Linked DNA regions of Homo sapiens: all the other regions are linked to region 1. The links are chromatin contacts, found by Hi-C or POLR2A ChIA-PET in ENCODE. All regions are on one chromosome and are shown on one strand. Each heading gives the region's core, a stretch centred on a gene start or an enhancer-like site at or near the end of the contact. The rest is flanking DNA. Distances are from core to core; before and after follow the strand shown. Region 1 holds the start of PPARA (peroxisome proliferator activated receptor alpha). Region 2 holds the start of LINC02939 (long intergenic non-protein coding RNA 2939). Region 3 overlaps LINC00899 (long intergenic non-protein coding RNA 899).

The links. Hi-C counts contacts between places; a loop is a spot of excess contacts on that map. ChIA-PET counts read pairs that join two places held with the same protein, here RNA polymerase II (POLR2A). Pooled maps may share reads with other maps.
Region 2: a map of CD4-positive, alpha-beta T cell shows a loop between it and region 1 (3-fold over the local background). The contact joins the promoter of LINC02939 here to the promoter of PPARA in region 1. A Hi-C loop is called at or near these places in 3 of 168 maps with a recorded cell type or tissue (CD4-positive, alpha-beta T cell, ascending aorta and endothelial cell of hepatic sinusoid), 3 of 37 single-sample maps with no recorded cell type and 12 of 50 pooled maps. POLR2A ChIA-PET finds 5 or more read pairs at or near these places in 6 of 52 experiments (BJ, CD4-positive, alpha-beta T cell, MCF 10A and 3 more).
Region 3: a map of CD4-positive, alpha-beta memory T cell shows a loop between it and region 1 (1.8-fold over the local background). The contact joins the enhancer-like site here to the promoter of PPARA in region 1. A Hi-C loop is called at or near these places in 4 of 168 maps with a recorded cell type or tissue (CD4-positive, alpha-beta T cell, CD4-positive, alpha-beta memory T cell, CD8-positive, alpha-beta T cell and 1 more), 8 of 37 single-sample maps with no recorded cell type and 14 of 50 pooled maps. POLR2A ChIA-PET finds 5 or more read pairs at or near these places in 7 of 52 experiments (BJ, CD4-positive, alpha-beta T cell, CD4-positive, alpha-beta memory T cell and 4 more).

The regions. Positions count from the first base shown.
Region 1 is chr22:46,148,724-46,151,837 of GRCh38, reverse strand. PPARA (peroxisome proliferator activated receptor alpha) reads right to left here and starts at 1,312. Exons shown (of 9, transcript NM_005036.6): 1 at 1,186-1,312. RefSeq lists an enhancer at 572-761 and silencers at 972-1,091, 1,242-1,851.
Region 2 is chr22:46,069,706-46,072,764 of GRCh38, reverse strand. LINC02939 (long intergenic non-protein coding RNA 2939) reads left to right here and starts at 1,744. Exons shown (of 2, transcript NR_148973.1): 1 at 1,744-2,126. All of the region lies in intron 1 of LOC124905135 (collagen alpha-1(III) chain-like), which reads right to left. RefSeq lists enhancers at 1-274, 275-829 and silencers at 423-502, 673-762, 843-1,052, 1,183-1,262, 1,323-2,102.
Region 3 is chr22:46,039,269-46,042,364 of GRCh38, reverse strand. LINC00899 (long intergenic non-protein coding RNA 899) reads left to right here. Exons shown (of 4, transcript NR_027036.1): 4 at 1,313-2,458. It overlaps LOC124905136 (a long non-coding RNA gene), which reads right to left. Exons shown (of 2, transcript XR_007068137.1): 2 at 1,928-3,096. Among named protein-coding and RNA genes, the nearest start is that of LINC00899, 4.1 kb to the left of the region's middle. Within about 2 kb of position 1,509, at least 6 of the 41 ENCODE cell types and tissues checked have a DNase peak (open chromatin) inside an H3K27ac peak, as active enhancers do.

The DNA of each region.
Region 1 (3,114 bases), core at 63-2,562:
CCCCCCAACTCTTCACCTTGGAAGAGGAAAGTCATGCTGACCCTGCCCCGCAACGACACGGGTGTCGCAGGGTCCTTCCCAGGAAAATCCCGTGTCCTTGCCCTGACCCAGTTCCCCAAGGCACCCTTATCCCAAGGAGGCTGGGAGAGGAGGGGCCTCCCTGGTTTCCTGGCAGGGGTCGGCTGAGGCTGACGTGGGCGTGCAGCCCCGGAGGTCCCACGAAGCCCAGGCCATTGGACAACTGTGGGTTTTTCTTGGAAAGAATCCTGACACTTGGAGCACACTTCCTCTCTTTTAACTTTTAAAAAAGACTTCAGAAAAGCACAGGCGTGCAGTTGTGCCCGGTTGGGGTGCGTGAGGGGGCAGGGCCGACCCTCCTGACTTCCACTGGCACCACCCCGCGCCCCTCCAGCTTCACCCGCACCACGCGGGCCGCGCAGCCCGGGACTCCGGAAAGACCTGGGCGCCCGACCCTCAGCGGCCCCGACCGGGAGCGACGTGGCGCGGCTTCCGCAGAGAAGCCACCCGGCCCAGCGCAGCCTGTCCGGGGTCGCCCCGCCGCGTTGGGGCACAAAGTGGGAACCGTTCCTCAAAGGTGGTCGCAGCTGGAGGAACAAACACGCGCGTCTCCGTCCGACGGCAGAAGCCGGGCGCACCCACCCAGGGTCGGTCTGTCCGGGGCCCGGGTTTCCTCGCCTCGGAGATCCCTGGAGGTCTCGGAAAGCACCTTCTGAGTCGGCGACGCCCCAGCTCCGCTGCGCCGAGGAAAGGGCAAGTCCCGATGTCCCCGCCCGTGGGCCCTCCCTCCGAGGGGACAACCCGAAGACCCAGAGTCGCTGCGGTCCCCAGACCCGACCTCCGCGCAGCGCCAAACCCCAGGGACAGCCGCGGACTCGGGTTCCGGGCAGGCCCCCAGCGCTAGGAGGGAGGCCGAGCTGGGCCCCGAGATCCCTCGCAAGAGTCCTCGGTGTGTGTCCTCGCTCCTCGCCCTCAGGTCCCCAGCCGCGCACCCCGGGCCCCCGGGTCCCCGGGACCCGGAGACCCCGAGACCCCGGGCCCCGCGCATGCGCCGCCCAGCCCCTGCCCCTCCCCCGTCCGCCGCCCTCCGGGTCCCGGGACCTGGGAAGCCCGGACCGCGGACCCCCGCGCGCGTTCCCGCCCGCCCGCCCGCCCGCCCCCGGGCACCTGGGCCGCGGTCCGCCGCCTGCCGGTCCGTGGGGCGAACGCCGAAGGAGGCGGCGCCGGGCAGGGCGCTAGCGGCCGCCTCCGCCCCCGCCGCCCGCTGCCCCCGCCGCGGGGCCGCCGCGTCCACGGCCCATGCCCGGCGCCGCCTCCGCGCGTCCGTGCCAGCCGCGCCCCCGCGACACGCACCGCCCCTCGGCCCGCCCCCTGCCCCGGTCCGCGCGAGCCAGTGTCCCGAGGCCCGACCCGGAAGCCCCGCCCGCCCCGCGCGCCCTCCGGGCCCCGGGCCTCGGCCCCGGGACACACCCCCCGGAGGGCGGCGCCCGATTGGCTGCTCGCGGTGGGCGGGGCCCCGGGAGCGCTCAGCGGCTCCCACCTAGCGCCCCGCGGCCGCTGCAGCCAAGGGAAACTGAGGCCGGAGAGGTGGAGGGACCGTCCAAGGTCACCGATGGGACACCGCTGAGCGTCAGCGCCCCTCCAGCCCGGCGCACCGGGGCGGGGCTGAATTCGAGGCGGGGACGCGCGGCCGCGGGGCGGGTGGAGGTTCCCGCCGGGCGCCCGTGCCACGCTGGCGAGCCCCTCCTGCCTCCTCGATGAGCCCGGCTCTGCTACTCTGTGCGATGAGCCGGTCTAGACCCGGGACCCGGGACCGGGTGCCCTTGAGGCTCAGAAGTGCGTAGGGTGGGAGGCGGCCCGGGAGGGACCTTGTCCCTGGAACCCCAGGATGCAAAATAAGGAGAAGGGGAAGGCGAGCTGGGAGGACAAGGAAACAGGTGGCGGGAGGTGCCAGGGCGGTGTGGTGGGCGGGGGAACGAGGAGGGTGAAGGGCAACGCGGACGGGCTCGGGGAGGCGCCGCCAGCTCCGACCCCACAACCCCACCCCTCTCCAGCGGCCCAAGAGCCATGCCCGCCCCTACTTCATGCGCTGGGGGGTGAGGGGCTGACTTTGTGCCTACGCAAGGCGCTGGGACTCTGCCAGAGCAAGGAGAGGTCGCGGCCCGGTGGCCAATGGCGAGGAGTAGGAGAGCGCCCTGCAAAGCCGCTTTGTTCGGGCCGTGACGCTCGAGCTGCCGGAGCGGAATGCACAAAGCCCCTGGGTGCCGGCACATCAGGGCTCCCCTCCTCGGGAACGCAATGTGTGCTATGCCCGCTCCACTGCCTGCCCTCCGCTGCCAGCTGTGCCTGCCACTGTGCTATTTGTGGCAGCGGGCGCCCAGGAGGACCCACTCCGGAAAGCAAACCCAGATCTCATTAGGCAGGGGAACTGGAGATCAGGCGGGAACTGGCCCTTTCACAAACTTCTCTTAAACTCACCCTTGTTGATTAGCCAGGCACCTATGGTGAACTTTGCCCCACCCTCCAGACACCCACATATCCTTCCCACTGGCACACGGCAACCTCACCTTCTCTTGCACATGTTAGCCAGCAATAGCTATCATTTATGTTGTTTCAGAGTTTATAGGGTGACCTGTACACGTAATATCCTGCATATCTCGTGGGGTGTGCAGGCAGCCACATCCAAGCTTGTCATCCTGTTGTGTTTGGTGAGGGAAGCTGACCCTGGGCTGCCCACGCAGAGCTCAGGGGCTACATCCTCATGAGGACCTCCGGGCTCAAAGACATTACCTGGCATACCCATATCCCAGACTCTCAAGGACCAGGGTCCACACAGGTGTGTGACCCAGATGCACCACCCAGGTCAACCAGGTGTTGAAAGACCTAGTGAACATTCTCATGAACAAGGACAAAGGCTATGTGGGGGTGTGCAGAGTGGTCACGTACACTCAGCAGACATAGGAAAGTGATATTCTTGGGTTTTTTGGGGCTCCCAAGGTTTTAGGGAGAGAAAACTTGTTTTTCATCCATGTGTCCCAGAAATAAGCATTTTCAATCAAATGCTGTCAGCCAGTCTCCCGCAGGCGTCCTGAGGGT
Region 2 (3,059 bases), core at 495-2,994, 80 kb after region 1:
TCCTCGGTGCGTTCCCTGGTCTGTGGAAGGCCTGCCCTACGGAAGGGTCCCTCTTAGAGATCCCTTCATTAATATTTAAATACTCACTAAGCAGCGAAAGTGAGAAATGCACTTACCGTCCTCAGGAGTCGCCGTGAACCCGATCGTGACCTGGGGCGCACAGGTCGACAGCCCTGCCCTTGCGGGAGGACCGTGCCTGGCCGCCGCCGGCGCCGCGCTCGCGTGCCCAGAGCTGCACAGGCCCTCAGCTAGCGGTCTGAGTCCTGGGTTCCAAACGCTCACCCTCTTCCCGCGTCGAAGCGGCGGACGGCAGAGCGGTGCCAGTTCCCGCAACTCTTCGCAGGGTGGGACGGCTCTGGACTGCCGCGGGCGAAGCGCACGGCCCAGGCCCCACTTCCCCGGCCCCGCGCCGCGTCTCTCCTTGCCTTCGGGCTCCGGCTTCCCTGCGCTTAGCGACCCGACTGCGCCACAGAGTGGCCCGCAGGACCCGGTCACGGCGTCCGCGCGCCGCAAGGGACCTTTGTCCCAGACGAAAACGAAAGCGCGCCGGCCCCGGGACGCCCACGCCCTGCCGCGGAGAGCCCGGCCGGCGCGCCCCGCGACTTTCTCCAAGTTCACGTGCATTCCGGGGCGGGCGTCGCGAGCCAGGACTTGCAGGGCCGGGCCGTCGGGCGGGCGGTGGGTTGCAGGCGGGCTTGGGGACAGCCCGGCGGGGCGGGCCGGGGCACAATGGGCGCCGCCGGACGGGCGGGCGCGGGGACAGCGTGGGCCCGGCCGCCGCGCGGCCGCTCGTCTGGCGCTGCCCGGGCGCCGAATGCGGCGGCGGCTTGGCACAGACGCGCCGCGCGCCCGGTGCATGCTAATGGCCGGCGGCCGCGCCATGAATTATTCAGCAGCGGCGCGGAGAGGGCGAGCGCGGCGCGGAGGGCGACCCGGGCCGCGCGTCCCCCGCCGCTGCGAAGCCGCTGCGGCGACTTCCCAAACTTTCCCGGGTCGGCACCGAGGATGCGGCCCCCGCGGCGCCGCCGTCCCCGCCCGAGCGCGCCGGCCGCGCTTCCCCCGTTGCCGCCTATTTTATGTCTTTTGTCTCGGAGTTGGCACCTGTCCCAGAGAGCGCGTTTCCCTGCCCACCCCTTCGCCGCCGGATCGGAGCGGGGGAGGGAGTACGGGGAACCCAGGGAGGAGGGGACGGGGAAAGCAAGGCGCCTGCGGGCCCCGCAGCCCGCGGAGACCGCCCGAGAGCGGCGGCGGTGCCCGCGCGCCCGGGCACCCCTGTTCTGCGGGGAGGTCGCGGATGCAACCGCGCCCGGAATACCAACGAGGCCCCCCGCGGCCCCCGCCGTGCCCGCTGCGGGTGAAGACCGGGCGCCGCCCCTCCTGGGTTCCCCCTTCCACCGCCCCCCACCCCGGGACGGCGCGCGCGGGCGGGGCGGGCGGTGCGAGCAGCGGATTCGCCGCCCGGGCCCCGCGCCTCGCCCCGCAGCCCCGCGTGCGCGTCCCCGCGGGCACGCCGCCCCGGGCGCTCCCCTCCAGCGCGCCCCCGCCCCGCGGCCCCTCCCGCCGCCCGCCCCGGGCAAGGGCACCGCGTCGCGGAGACCCAGCGGCCTTCCGTTTCGCGCCCCGGGGCCCGCGCGGCCGAGGCGGGCGGGCGGGCGCGAGCTCCCGGCCCGGCCCGCCCCCGCCGCCCTGGCACCGAGGCGGCTGCTGGGGCGCGCTCGGCGGCTGCGCTCCAAGGCGCCGGCTGCCATGATTGCGGGCAGCGGGACGCGCGCGCACGCTCGGGCCCGGCTCTGGGACCCCTGGCTGACCGACGGTCCCTGCAGTCCCCGCAACCTGGTGCCCGCAGCCCCGAGCGCGCCGCGGACAGCGGTCAGGCTCTCCAGGCTCGTCCCCGCGGGGAACAGTGTGCGCTGCGGAGCTCTCGACGCGGCCCCGGGACAGCGCTCGGGGCCGACGGTGGCAGCGGGCTTCCCCCAGGGCGGAGCGCGCGCACGGGCAACCCCGCGGCGGCTTCCAGGACACCGCCGGCCCCGCGGAGCAAGGGGTGCCCAGAGGGGTGGGAGTCCGGACTCGGCACACGGGAGCCGGCCGGCGGAGGCAGGGGTCAGCGCACAGTGCCGGGAGATGTAAGAGGGGCGCGCAAGGTGCCTGGAGGAGTTGGGTTGGGGGGTGGTTCACGGTGCCCGGGGAGGCGTGGGATGGGCAGGGGCGCGGTGCCTGGAGCCGCTGCCCAGCTCCGAGCGCGCTCTCTTCCTTCCCGGTGGCAACAACTTCCTGCTTCCCCGACTCAGGGCACAGGAGCTTCGGGGAGAAGTTCAAGGCCACAGCTTTGCTCTCTCGGAGCCCGATGGCGACACTGCTGGCCCCGGGCCACACGGTTCCCTCCCAGGCCCTCCCGGTGGTTGAGACCGGCCGGCCTCTAGGGTCCGGACACGGGTTAGAATGCCAAGGAGGCCGCGGCGTCTTTTCCCGCCCGCTCCACAGAGGCGCCTGAGTGGTTCCCAAACCGCAGAGGGGCCGGCCTGGGCCTCCGGCTCTCGGGGACGCACGCGGACACAGAGTCACTATTCGCAGACCCCGTCCCCCTGCCCGAGCATGCCCTGGCCCAGAGCCGCATGGAGCTGATGTCCCCAGACGCCTGCGACGGCCCTTTGGCGGCCAGGGCCCGAGAGAAACAAGGCCTCCCGGGTCCCAACCCAATGTCTGTCTGTGCCTGTCTCCCCCCAACCCCCCGCCGCCGGCCTTGGCATTCTAACCAGTGTCCCTTGACGTCACATCTCGCCATTTCTGCCAACCAATTGAAACTTGCCCGTTGTCATAAAAATATATATACTTTTTATGCCATTGGTAAATTCAAAAGTTCCTCGTGTGCCCTGCTTCCCAGGAAACTTCATTTCACATTGGATTAGACTGCCCAGGAGGGCAACGCTGGGCTGGGGCAGCCGGGCAACTCTGCCAGGGCCTCGCTGCCCACTGAGCTGCCTTCCACAGCTCGCTAGACCCCCATGATTGTGGCTGTGAATTGTGCCAGCCACCCTGATAAACACACCACTGCCTCC
Region 3 (3,096 bases), core at 260-2,759, 110 kb after region 1:
CACCATCATGCCCAGCTAATTTTTGTATTTTTAGTAGAGACGGGATTTCACCATGTTGGCCAGGGTGGTGGTCTCGATCTCCTGAACTTGTGATCCGCCCACCTCGGCCTCCCAAAGTGCTGGGATTACAGGCGTGAGCCAACGTGCCCAGCTGATTTTTATATTTCTTTTACTAAATTCTGTTTACAGAAATAATTCCAGATTCTATGTAAGATACAAATATTTTAACTGAAGATCATTGTATTTAGGGAAAATGTTCACCTTTAAGAGACAGGGGCTGGGCGTTGTGGCTCACGCCTGTAATCCCAGCACTTTGGGAGGCCGAGGCTGGTGGATCGCACGAGCCCAGGAATTCCAGACCAGCCTGGGCAACACGGCGAAACCCTGTCTATGCAAAATATACAAAAATTAGCCAAGCATGGGGGTGTGCACCTGTAACTCCCAGCTACTCCAGAGGCTGAGGTGGGAAGACTGCTCAAGCCCGGGAGGTCAAAGCTGCAGTGAGAGACCTTGTCTTAAATACAAACAGGCAGGAAGTCGTTATAAGCATAATACAATCCTGGATGTTGGAATCATCCCTGTCCAGCCTTGGCTCTGCCACGTGGGTGCTGAATGCTGCCTCAGGGACCCTGGTGCCCAGCTCCCACCTGCAGGGTGTTCTGAGGAGCCAGCACGCTGGGAGGGCCTAGCAGGAGATGTGGCATGAACCAGGTATTCGATAAATAAAAAGTGCCTTTGATTGTCACGTTTATCATTTGACATGTAGGCACAGGTGCAGTTTGATTATTTTTAATGTAAGTCTATTTTATCTCTTCCCGTTATAAAAGCAATACACACTGTGATAGACGGTTTGGAGAATTCAGGAAAGAAAAAGAAAAAGAAAAAAAATTCCTCCTAGGCCCTCTGCTCCAGAGCCTCCAGCCGTCACATGACAGTGTATTTCTTTACAATTACAGAAATAGATACGTGACTGTTACATTTTGAAACTTTTTCTTTTACCTTGACTTATTTTTAAATAGAAACACTAGTGAGGCCCCACAGAACTGAGCAGAACTAATGGCCCCCCATGTGGTGGAATAGTTCTGAGCTGGCCCCACTTTGGATGCAGCCTTCCCCGGCAAGTCTAAACCCAGTCTCTGTGGCTGCCTGTTCACAGGGACCGTGGACTGTGATGTTTACAGTACGAAAGCACTGGGAGAGAACGCTACATCACAAAGTGTCCTTAACCTGCTGCCGCCTCAGCTTTCCCATTTGTGACTTGGTTAAAAAAAATTTTTTTGACAGTTTTAAGCTCTTATTTTAATTTCCACAGGCTGTTGTAGAATCTGCTCAGCCAGGGAGGGGAAAGGAGTCGGCAATCAGGTCTCCTCCTGGGCACCTTTGTGAGGCCAGCTGGCGAGAGTGGGGGGTGACACTGAGGTCCCAGCAGCTCCAAATGCAGGCAGAGCCCTGTCCTCAGAGAAGGTCACAGCCTAGCCAAGCCCAGCCAGGTGGATGGGCCCACGGAACGCACAGGAACCTGGAACGGAGGTTGAAAGCAGGAAGCACAGTCTGTGACTCCCCAGCCCACTCTGCATTCGACCACTTGGGGCCCAGAAGCTTCAGGAAAGGTGCACAAGGTCACTGGGTCCCAGTACTCCCAACAGGAAGGTCTGGTCCAGGGACAGGGCTCTTCCCGACTCCCCTTAGCCACACGCACCAGAAGTTCTGCAGTGCCCAGTGGGCATAGCAGTCCCCAAGAATGACCCAGCACTGAAGCTGAGCCAAAGAACTTGGGGAGCGAGCCACACCCCCTCACTCCCTCTTCGCCTGCTCCAGACTTGCCAGGCGGTTGCTTTTCGTGGGAACCGGGATGTCCTCACCACCCTGTCCAGGGCCCAGCCCCATGTCCCTGGCCTGCTACAGCTGGAAAAAAAAAAGAGAGATGTTTGTTTTTATTTGTTTATAAAAAGAAAAGTGTTATATATATAACATATTATACCTCATGAATACATACAATTATTTGTCAATTAACAATAAAGAAAAATACAGCAAGCAAAAAAGACTCTCTTCCACAAAAATAGTGTTCATTACAGAAAAGTACAAAAAAAAAAAAAAAAAACTAAGAGGATATTTAGAATTAAGAAAAAACTAAGAGGGTATTTAGAATTAAAAAATAAAAAGAAAACAATTACCCATGAGGTAATTACTGAATGCATTTGGTTGAAAGTCCTTCTGCTATATTTTCCAAACTGTATGTGTATATATGTGCGCATGCATATATGTGTTTGTGTGTGTGTACACATATCTATATGAATGGACCATATCGTAAGTTATAAATGCATACATATATTCATGTATATATAATCATTAGATCATACTATAGGTTATTTTACAGTCTTTTTGTTGAATACGTTGTGAGCATTTTATGTCATTATTTTCTACAAGATTTGAAAAATAAAGTATAAATACCAGTTAATTTTTGAAATCAACCTTATTAAGGAATAAGTTCCATGCAGCAAAATCCCTTTCACCTCTACTGTTCGATGAGTTTTGACAATGTATGCAACCGTGACATGTATCACCACGATCAAGAAAGAAAACATCACCACAAAATGTTCCCTAGAGCCCCTTGCAGGCAGTCTCTGACTTCCTGGCAGCCAGCAATCTGAATCCAACCACCGTAGATCAGTTTCAATTTATTAAAAAAAAATTTTAACTCATGGAGTATGAACTCTTGCTCGGGATCCTGCTATCTATGTTGTTGAGTTTATCAATAGCCCATTCCTTTTTACTGCTACGTGATATTTTATCATATGCCTATTGACATTTGTTTACCCACTCACATACTGATGGACAATTGAATTGTTTGTGTTGTCTGTTTGTTTGTTTTTTGAGACAGGGTCTCACTGTCACCCAGGCTGGAGTGCAGTGGTGCAATCTCGGCTCACTGCAACCTCTGCCTCCCAGGCTCAAGTGATCCACCTCGGCCTCCCAAAGTGCTGAAATTACAGGCGTGAGCCACTGTGCCTGGCCTGTTTCTGATTTTTTAAAATGTTTGCTATTGTGACTAGAACTTTGTGAATGCCAATTAATTTTTACAGTGTTTTAATGAGC